2 separate regions of the Homo sapiens genome follow, and region 1 is linked to region 2. A link is an interaction called in ENCODE POLR2A ChIA-PET data of the cell type or tissue named here. Cell type or tissue: MCF 10A. All regions are shown on one strand. Each heading gives the region's core, and the rest is flanking DNA. Links, peaks and the distances in the headings are about the cores only. Region 1 has its middle 41 kb from the start of FOXQ1. Region 2 has its middle 31 kb from the start of LINC01622.

Region 1 (5,384 bases), core at 92-5,091, 140 kb after region 2:
TTCGAGACTAGCCTGGGCAACATAGTGAAACCCTGTCTCTACAAAAAAAAAAAAAAAAAAATTAAAAATTAGCTGGGTGTGGTGGTGCACACCTATTGTCCCAGCTACTTGGGAAGCTGAGGCAAGAGGATCACTTGAGCCCAGGAGTTCAAGGCTGCAGTGAGCTATGATAATGCCACTGCACTTCAGCCTGGACAACAGAGCAAGACCATGTCTCTGGAAAAAAAAGAACAAAAGGCTGGGCTGGTTTAAAAGTGAGCTTCTCACCGAGCCCTTCCCAGAGGACTCTCCTCATCTGGGCCTTCCTTGGTCATGCTAATCACATTGCATTGTAACTGTTGGCTAATCGGCTTGCTCCACTGGAATTTGAAGTTCTTTGATAGAGGGAATGTCTTTCATCTCTGTATCCGCAGTCTGACGCCTGGTGCTATAGATGCTAAGTAAATAAACGGTGCTGGACTTGGACCTGAATCGATCCATCACCGAGTATGTGTTGAGTGTCTATCTACAGCCCTGCTATGGGAAATGAAGACATGCTTGTTTTCCCTAAAGAGCTTATAGCTTTGTTGGAGAAGCACTGCATAGGATACTATATCAGGCAAGAGAGGACACATTTGGATGACAGTTGCACACTATAGACAAATTTCTCAAGTAACCCAGAAGAGATGGGATGGGAGCTCTTTTCCTGAAGGTAGCTGTATGGAACACTGATGAGGATCTTGAGCATTTGGGAGCCCAAAAGAGGGACAGGCTTGGATTGAGAGGGAAAGTAATGGGGAAAGGAACTCCATGAACTGCAGGACATGGAATGCAGCATTGTGAGCCTAATTTTGAACATTTAGTCCTGTGTTAAAAGGCTTGCTAGTAAAAAGCTTGTTTACTTATTAGTAAAAGGTTTTACTAACTACATGAGCTTAGGTAAGCTGGGTGGAGGCTCCCTGCCTCCATTTCCTCTATAAAGTGGGACAATGATAGTAACAACCTCAATTTGTTTGTATGAGAATGAAATGGGACACTGCACAGGCACCCTTAGCATGCGCTGTGGACAGAGCTCTCTTCCTTACTAGCTGGTAGTATGCGCCAAGAGGGGATGAGCCCAGCCTATCTGTGGGAGAGTCATCAGGGCTTTTTGAGCATTGGTGCCCACCAAGAAGTGTGATGGGCCTGGATTATGAAGGGCTTCAAAAATTGGCAGATGAACTTCAACATGACGGGGAAGAAACAGGAAACCCTGGGAGGTATTCCCCTTGCCCCACTGAGGGTAGGGAGCTCAAGCCAGCATGGTCCAGGCTCTCCTCCCCTCATTCCTGACCAGGTTTAATGCGTTCCTACCTAGCTCACCAACATATCCAATGGGAGTTCCCACAAATTAAACGTTTTTCGCTAAGCCTGTGGTGCTTTGATTACTAAGTGGGGTTTTGTTTTGTTTCCATTAACAAAGAGTGACTCAAATAGCCTAAAATAATAAAATCTTTTCTCATCTCTGACTTTGACTCCTTAACCTCAGCACAAATCACAAGACCCTTCTCAATTTTCTCATCTTCAACATATAAATGATGCCAGCGCCTCCCAGGGCATTAGAAGGATTAGCATCTGTCAAAAATACTGGAAACCTTGGGACCTATGGCCCGAGAAGAGCTTTAGCAAGTATTTTATTTTTAAAAAAGAGCCTAAACAGGCTGACTCCCTCTGCATCTTGCTACTTCTGAGGTCTATGCAGTTCTGCACTTTTCTCTTTTCTATTGTTATGTATTTGATTATCCCTTACAGAGTGGGGTGGTTTTCCTGCTAAACACCATCGTGTATGCAGTTATTTTCCTCCCCTCAGCTCCCCACAGTATTCCTCTGCTGTTCCAAATGTCCATGATTCTTTCAAATCATGGAAACTAAGATCCTGTCTGTCACTAGCTCTCAAAAAGTTTTAATTTCTACCTGCATGGGTGGTAGTCTGCAACCAGCTCCTGTGGGCTCAGGAGAGCCAACTGTTACATTTTCAAGAATCTGTGCACTGGTTGTGGACAGTCACTTGAGATCACCCGTGCATGCATGGGAACATTTACACCATGAAAAATGTCACATGCTACAAATCAGGGCCTGGTTTGTTGTTTTGTCAATTGTCTAGACATAAGATAGTGATAAAGTGTTAATAGATTAAGCTATTAAAATAATAGATTGGAGACTGAATTTTAAAATGTATCTTGTCTGGGGACATCACATTGTGAATAGCACAAAATAGCTAAGGAGATATTCCTCCAGAATTTGAAAGCCACTGTTGAATTCTGCAAAGAGGCTGTTCATATCGTGTCTTCATTGTTTCACCTTCATCTCACTTGCTAACTGAAGAACACTTGAACATGCACTGACTTCCTGAGGGCCACCAGGCATTTAGGGAGATGCCCAGTGAGAGGAAGGCAGCCTTGTGTCCCTTATAATGAGACCCTTCTCTGAAATTATTAAATAATCTACCTTGCAGTAAAAACTGCTGATTCTTCGTGGAGGTCTCTTCAAATACAATGATCTGTGAAAATTCTGCCTACAGAATTTTAAGAAAAACCAAGAGTACCAATTAACTAAAAAATTTATATAAAATTAATGATGAAAACAATGACCATTAACAAACATTAATAAACAAAATATCAACCAACATTCACACGGGAACCACGTGCTGGGAGACATTTGGTGACCATTTACCAGCACGCCACTGCATCTGTTGCCTTTGGGTCCTAGGGCAGAATTCCTTGGGGAAGGATGGCATTGTTCATTTCACTCCTGTGGGGCCGGCCCTCCTCAGCATGCATGCCCAGAGCTGACCCTTCCCCTGGCCACAGACCCAACCTCTAGGCATAAGATTAAACCTGGCATTTCAAGAAGCAAATGGGGCCCCTGAAGATCTCTTGTGGGTACCATCAACTGCTGCCTTCTCTGCTCACAGGCTTTGGAATTTGAGAATTTCCCAACAGTGAGATGCCTCTGAAATTATGAAATGAATAGGAATACATCTTAAGCAAGTAATATATAAATAATGGGAAGGAAAACATTCCCTCAGGCTGGGCATTATCAAATATTTAAGACAAACTTTAACGACAGTCAACTTGGCCTCATTTTTCTATGTGCTCTGTCTGACACATTCAGAAAACTTGCACCTGGGCACAAAGTTGTTCGTCCAAACTCACTGCCCCTGTTATTGGCTAACTGGAAGGGCTAGGATCCAGCCGTGCTTGGAATTAGGCAATTGCCATTGTAATTCCTTTACTAAGAACAATGACCATTTTACATCGCACTTAGAGTTTTTCAGGTAGGTTATAGGCAGCATGTATTTATTCTTTTCAATAACCTCACACATCACGCCCTTTTTACAGATGATGAATGGAACAAAGAGAGCACTGAGCCAAAGCGGAGGCTGTCTAGTCAAGGTCTCCACCTGCCGCGGGACTGGGGAGAACGGTGTGGCCTCAAGGTCTCCACCTGCCGTGGGACTGGGGAGAACGGTGTGACCTCAAGCATATAGCACCATAGCACTCCTGGGCTGAAAGCCAGCAGCAGCCCCCACTGTCCATTAGATGAAGTCCAAATTCTTTAGCAAGACATATGAGCAGTTCCTCATCAGATGCAAAATCTACTTCACTTGTCTCATTTCCCACTCTTTCCCATTTTCCTAAAAGCACTGGGCTCCAGCCACACAACTCTATGCTATTCCCCGTATACAACTTACTCAAATGCACCACCAAGTTTTGCAGATGGCCCTTGGCCAGACGCCCTCCTCCTTCCTCATTTTGAAAACATTCACTTAACTGAGCTCAGCTGTCATGACTCCAGAATGATCTCCCCTAAGGTCTTCAGGTAAAGTGGGTCACTACAATACAGGTACAGCAAGGCAAAATTGTCTCCCATATTACAGTTGGCCCTCCATATCCATGGGTTCTGCATCTATGGATTCAACCATCCACAGACAGAAAATATTTTTTGATTGCTTCTGTATTGAACTTGTACAGACCTTTATTTCTTGTCATTATTCACTGAACAATACAACAACTGTTTACCTAGCCTTTACATGTATTAGTTATTCTAAATAATCTAGAGATGATTTAAAGTACACAGGAGGGTGTTTCTAGGTTATATGCAAATACCATGCCATTTTATATCAGGGACTTGAGCATCCATGGATTTTGGCATCCAAACAGGTTCCTGGAACCAATCCCCCTGTAAGGAACATGGTTGTACTTTGGTCAAGGATAGGCAGAGATAAACATCCAGAATGACTCCACGAGTTTAGAGTGCAGGTGCATAATTCCACTTGCTATCACAGCCATGTAGCCATAACACGGGAAGGCTCATCATTTGACTCTAAGCCACTATTGCCTGTAAAAAGTATAATTGTCCTGCTGACACTGTACAGATGCTCACACCCAGAGAAAGGAAGAGGGCCAAAGCTGTCCATCTTGCAGACGGACAGGAGGGAGCCAGGACACAGCTCGGCTTGCTTGTGCCCAGAGAGAGAAAGAGTGAAGCTGCTGAACCCGAAGGCAGGGGAGAGCCAGCCACACAGTTGTGGGTGGGAGCCACTGGACTAAGCAGCCAAGACAGGGTGAACAGTGTAGGAAAGCTGCTGATGAGAGGACAAAGTAAAAGAGCTAATATAAGTAAGCTGTTTATGAGAGCTGCTGCTGAATAAAACCACATTGCACTTGCCTACAGCCCCCCAAGTGTTCTTTCAGCTATCTACTCATCGACTCACTCCCTCCGGACCTCAGCATGGGCTGAAACCTGACCCCAAGGGTGATATTTGGTGTAGTCATGGACCTGACACCCCACAGACACTGAAGGATGACTGTATATTATTATTGGGTTATTCCTTATATGTTCATCTTTGCAATTAGACTATGAACTGATCTAACGTGGAAATGGTTTCTCACTCATCTTTGTATCTTCCCCTGCCTCTGAGAACCAGGTATGTGCTCAAAACTGCCTGTGGGCATTGCAATAGCAAAGATATGGAATCAATATAGGTGTCCATCAATGGATGAGTGGATAAAGAAAATGTGGTGTATATACACAATGGAGTACTACTCAGTCATAAATGAGAATGAAATCCCATCATTTGCCACAACATGGAACTGGAGGTCATTAGTTAAGTGAAATAAACCAGGCACAGAAAGACAAATATTGCGTCCACCATTCATAAATGGGAGCTTAAAAAGTTGATCTCACAGAAGCAGAGAGTAGAATGATGGTTACCAGAGGCTGGGAATGGTGTGTAGGTGAGGGGTAGAAATGAAGAGAGGTTGGTGAATGGCTTCAAACACTCAGTTCCATAGAAGAACTAAATTCTGATTTTCAATAGCAGAGTAGGGTGTCTATAGTTAACAACAATGTATTGACTATTC
Region 2 (5,384 bases), core at 169-5,168:
GAGGCCTTGAGCTCAGCCTCCAGAGAGGATATGAAGATGCCACTTTAGGTGCACCCCTGGCTCCTGAAGCTCACAGTCCTGGCCGAGACGCCCAGTTTCCTTCTTCTTTTCTCAATTTTTTATTTCATAATAGGATTCCTGGCCAGGTACAGAGTCTCACGCCTGTAATCCCAGCACCTTGTGAGGTCAAGGCAGGAGGATTGCTTGAGCTCAGGAGTTCAAGACCATCCTGGGCAATATAGTGAGACCCTGTCTCTACAAAAACAAAATTAAAAGAAAAAATTAGCCAAGTGTGGTGGTACATGCCTGTGGTTCCAGCTACTTGAGAGGCTAAGGTGGGAGGATCTCTTGAGCCCAGGAGTTCAAGGCTGTGGTGAGCCCTGATCACACTGCACTCCAGCCTGCACAACAGAGCAAGGCCTTGCCTCCAAAAATATATATAATAATAAAATAACAAAAAAAATGCCAGAGAATGGCACGCACAGATTGCCTTCAGCATTGAGTGTTCACGTCCCGGAATTCACTGAAACATGGGAACCTAGGAGTGACCTGAGGAGCCCAGCCTTTCCAAAATGGAAATGCAGCTGGCGACATGAAGAACAGAAACACCAACTGCATGGGGCCTGGAAAGGCATCTCCCCTTTACTCCACCATCATCACAGCTTTCCCGAGGAGAGAGGGAATGGTTGAGGCCATTTGACTATTGTTTTTCACCAGGACCACCTCCCACCCGATGGAGGCCACAGGCTCAGCTGACGTCCTAACTATTGACGGTCATCTTTGACACACACATCATATGTGGTGGGTCAGCTGTGGAAGTAGGGGTGGAAGTAGGGATTTCTTGTAAGACATGCCCTGGCAGCTCCCAAAGAAACAAAGGGCAAATGCTGCTTTCTCCGGAGTTGTGGAGAAGCATCTTCAAGCCTGTAGCCCTCTCCTGAAGCCAGATGAAGGACAGGTGTTCCAACCGCATGTTTTTATGACGCTGAGTTTGGATCTGTTTTTCTCCAGACTCACACTGAAACCCTTCCTCCAAGGGCTCTCAGCCCAACAAGATACTGGAAAAGAGGTTTGAACCCAGCTCCTCTAGTTCCCTATTGGCCTAACTGTTTAGTCAGAGCTGCCAGCACCATCGTTTCTGGAAGGAGCTCCTGGTGGTGAGGCTGTGCTAGAACCTGGAGAGAAGGGGCCCTTTGCCTCACCAGCAACACAGCTTGAATCCCAGCAGATGAAGGAGATCCATGCAGTCATCACCGGGTGTTCTCTGCAGCCTCGGTGACCCTCAGGGGAGCTTCCCGGAAAGGCAGGCGCTGCCCTGGAGCCTCTTTAGCAGGAGCTGAGCACGTCAAGTCTCAAGTGTGAGCTTTAAGTTTGGCCTGAGCTATTCAGCTGTAGCCACTTAAACAGAGAAAAACCTGACAACTCGTCACTAAGGCAATAAGTCAAAAAGCAACTTTTGTAAAAACCTAGTGACATAAATGCTCTACAGGGCAAATCAGATACTGCGGCAAATACAGAAGTAAGGCCCACAGCTACTGCCCAGAGCAAGCTCTCCTACACCTGCTAAGCCCCCTCACCCAACCCTCTGAGGCGGGGCCAAAACCTGTGGCCAGACCCAGGAATTCTGGTCGTTCCTTGATGGAGGCCAGAGACCTGGCCAAGGTCGTTAGAGTAGACTCCGTGGAAGCACAGAGTAGAATCTAAAAGCAACTTAGATTTGGATCTTCGGGAACAAGTAAGTGCACCTCAGATCTGGACATAAGCCCTTTCTGGTAGCACTGTTTTCTAGAAAGAAGACTGTACTAAAGTTCTGGATAACTCTCTCCCTGCCCCCAGTGACGTCTCAGAGCAGCCTCATGGACTGACTTGACCAGGCTCCCAGGCCCCCTGCCTCCAGCCCAGCTGTCCTTCCCTCTGTCCCCAGGGCTCAGTGTCTCTCTTTCTCTCTCTCCTTCTTTCTCTCTCTCCAACTGTTGTTTCCTGCTCTTCTACTTTCTCCATCTTCCTCCCTCTCATCTTTCCTTCTCTCTTATCTCTCTCTTCCTTTCACTCTCTATCTTTTTGGCTCTCTCCTGCCTATCCTCCCTTCCCTCTCCTCCTCTCTATCTCTTCATCTCTCTCTCCTCTCCCGTCTCTGTCCGTGTGTGTGTGTCTCTCTCTCCCCAACTCACGTTTCTCCCCTCCCCCACCCTGCTCCTAGTTAATGTTTCCAGTTAATTGACGTGTTGTTGGCCTCTCAGATTGGCATGATTCAACAGCCCTTCCTGGGGCTCACATGACAGGTCCTGCATGTTAGTCACAGAGCACTAAGAATGCCCCAGAGGAGTGGAGACCACAGACAGGATTATTCTCAGCTCTGACATGCACGGCATAGCACTCAGCACTAAATAAACTTGGGAAGTGTTCACAGTGCCGCAGTGTGTATATAGCACTGCAGCCTCCAGGCCAGAATAATTACACATGGACTTACAGTTTAGTTTACATTTAGAATACAGAAGGGACAAAATTCTTGCCTTAAGATCTATTTTCAGTGTTGACTTAGATTGAGACTTATGAGAGATGTGTCTAGGGCAGGGGGGTGCGTGCATGTTCACAGAGACCTAGAGGACCTACCTGGCCTCTGAAATGTTCTCACCTCAACCCTAAATGTACACCTGCTTCTACAATTAGAAGTTCATCACTTGGGCTTAAAAATTAAACGTAAGGGTGTGGGTGGGGGGCAAGGACGGCCTATCTCCCACCAAGATGTAAAAACTCCTATTTCATCAAACGCTTCTTTTTCAGAATAAAAGCATCCCCCTGATCTTTTACTGAGATTTGCTTTTTCCAGCAATGTCAGCAGTCAGGCCTGCACACTTCATGCGTGAGACAACAGGCTCCATAAGGGGGGAGTGGGCAGTCCAAGGCCAGCAGGTTTAGGGAAAGCAGGTCTCCTGACACCCCCAGCAGGCATTTTCCATCATAGCACATTGCACGTGGATTTGATAGCTCAATCAAAACATGCCATAGAAAAGATACAATTTATAAACGATAATGCCTAGAAGTAGATTCCTGAGGTAGGAATATCACTAAAATTTGATAGTTCAAAAGAGTGCAAAGGACTTCCAGGTTCTGGTAGCAGAATAGCAGCTCCTATCAGACTAAATCTCTTGGAAGTAACAGCTATAAACACTAGTCAAAATATTTTTAAAAAACAACTATCTGGAGGCACTGGAGAGAAGCAGGCAGAAGTAAGGGGAGTCCACACTTGGAGGAAGGCACCACACTAGAGAGACAGTGTTTGGAGTTTCCGTCCAGTTTAGTTAACTGTCTGCTAAAATGGAAATTCAATACTCTGCAGAGAAATATACCATAATTCAGAACCTCTACAGCAAATCATTTGCAACATCCAGAACAGGATCCAAAATCAGATATTCGAAGAAACTGAAGGGGAGTTTCAATGAAGATTGACCCAGAATCACCTAGATGTTGTAATGAACAGATAAGGATTTTTAAGCTCAGCTCTGGGACATAAAGGAAATTATACTTGTAATTAATGAACAACTAGGAAAGCACAGCCAAATGGAAATTCTAGATCTGAAAATACAATATCTAAAATGAAAATTTTACTAAATGGGCATAACGGGAGAGTGCAGAGGTCAAAAGAAAGATTCAGTGAACTTGGACTTCAATCTATAGAAATTAACCAATTTGAAGAGCAAAGAGAAAAAGGGATAAAAAGAAAGCGAGCGAAGAAGCCTCAGCAACCAAACCAAAAGCTCTCAAATAGATGCAGTGCGTGCGATTAGGGTTCTAGAAGAATGTTTGAAAAGTCGTGGCCAAATATTTTCCAAATTTGCTGAGAAAGAAATTCACATATTCAAGAAGCTCAAAAGAGTACAAAAACTTTAGAGGGATAATTTATAGAACACCCATATTAAATACTTATTAATACTTCTTTCTTGGTGTATCACTAGAACAGACGATTCTGTGACTGCCTCAATGTATTACTGCTTCTAATTAGACTTGAGGTTATCACAGAAACCAACTTTCCCTCACATTCTCATCCTTTTTCTTGTTCTTATAGAATATGATCAGAACACTTTCTTTTAGAGTATAGCTGTTCCTAAATTATTTTCATTTAACATATAAGAATGTTTAAGTCTATATTTTTAATTGATACATCATAATTGTACATATTTTGGGGGTACAATGTGATATTTTGATACATGTATACAATGTATAATGATCAAATCAGGGTAATTAGCAGTTTGTCACCTCAAATCTTTATCATTTATTTGTGTTTGTAACATTCGAAATCCTCTCTTCTAGCTATTTGAAAAAATACAATAAATGGTTGTTTACTATAGTTACCCTACAGTGCTGCAGAACACTAGAACTTATTCCTCCTCCCTAGCTGTAATTTTGTATTAATTAACCAACTTCTCCCTATCCAATCTCTGCTGCTACCCGTCCTAGCCTCCAGTAACCACTAGTCTACTCTCTGCTCCTAGACATTTTTGTTGTGTTTTTTTTTTTTGAGACAGTCTTACTCTGTCACCAGGCTGGAGTGTGGTGGCGCGATCTTGGCTCACTGCAACCTCCGCCTCCCGGGTTCAAGCAATTATCCTGCCTCCGCCTCCTGAGTAGCTGGGATTACAGGCACACGCCACCATGCCCGGCTAATTTTTGTATTTTTAGTAGAGACAGGGTTTCCCCATATTGGTCAGGCTGGTCTCGAACTCCTGACTCGTGATCCACCTGCCTCGGTCTCCCAAAGTGCTGGGATTACAGGCATGAGCCACCGTGCCCGGCCTACTTTCAAATTTTTAAGCTTCCACATATGAATGAGAACATGCTGTATTTGTCTTTCTGTGTCTGCCCTATTTTACTTAACATAATGTCCTCCAAGCTCATCCATTTTGGCATAAATGACTGGATTTGTGTTTTTTGGTGAATAGTATTCCATTGTATATATGTACCATGTACCACATTTTCTTTATTCATCTGTTACAGTCATTTAGGTTGATTTCATGTGTTGGCTATTGTGAATACTGCTGCAATAAACACATAAGTGCAAATGTCTCCTCAACATATTGATTTCCTTTCCCTTGGATTGAAAAGAAATCCAAATCCATACTGGGCATATACCCAGTAGAGGGATTGCTGGATCATCTGGTAGTCCTATTTATAGCTTTTTAAGGGACCTCCATACTGTTTCTCATAATGTTTTCCTTTTTCTCTACATCTTCACCAGCATTTGTTACTTTTTGTCTTTTTGTTATCCTAACTGGGGTGAGATGATATTTTACTGTGGTTTTAATTTGAATTTCCTTGGTGATTAGTGATGTTGAGTATTTTTTCATATACTTATTGGCTATTTGTACATCTTCTTCTGAGAAGTG

Evidence for each region. Peaks named below come from ENCODE experiments on the same cell type or tissue, not always from the same donor. Only the 100,000 strongest peaks of a DNase experiment are listed, where the experiment ranks them.
Region 1: POLR2A ChIA-PET joins it to region 2 with 5 read pairs; 1 of 35 experiments calls an interaction of 5 or more read pairs at or near these places.

Annotation. Positions count from the first base shown.
Region 1 is chr6:1,268,141-1,273,524 of GRCh38, forward strand. No RefSeq gene overlaps it. Among named protein-coding and RNA genes, the nearest start is that of FOXQ1, 41 kb to the right of the region's middle. In MCF 10A, for the core only: no CTCF peak of the experiment used is centred there; a DNase peak (open chromatin) is centred at 3,101.
Region 2 is chr6:1,129,619-1,135,002 of GRCh38, forward strand. No RefSeq gene overlaps it. Among named protein-coding and RNA genes, the nearest start is that of LINC01622, 31 kb to the left of the region's middle. In MCF 10A, for the core only: no CTCF peak of the experiment used is centred there; a DNase peak (open chromatin) is centred at 2,253.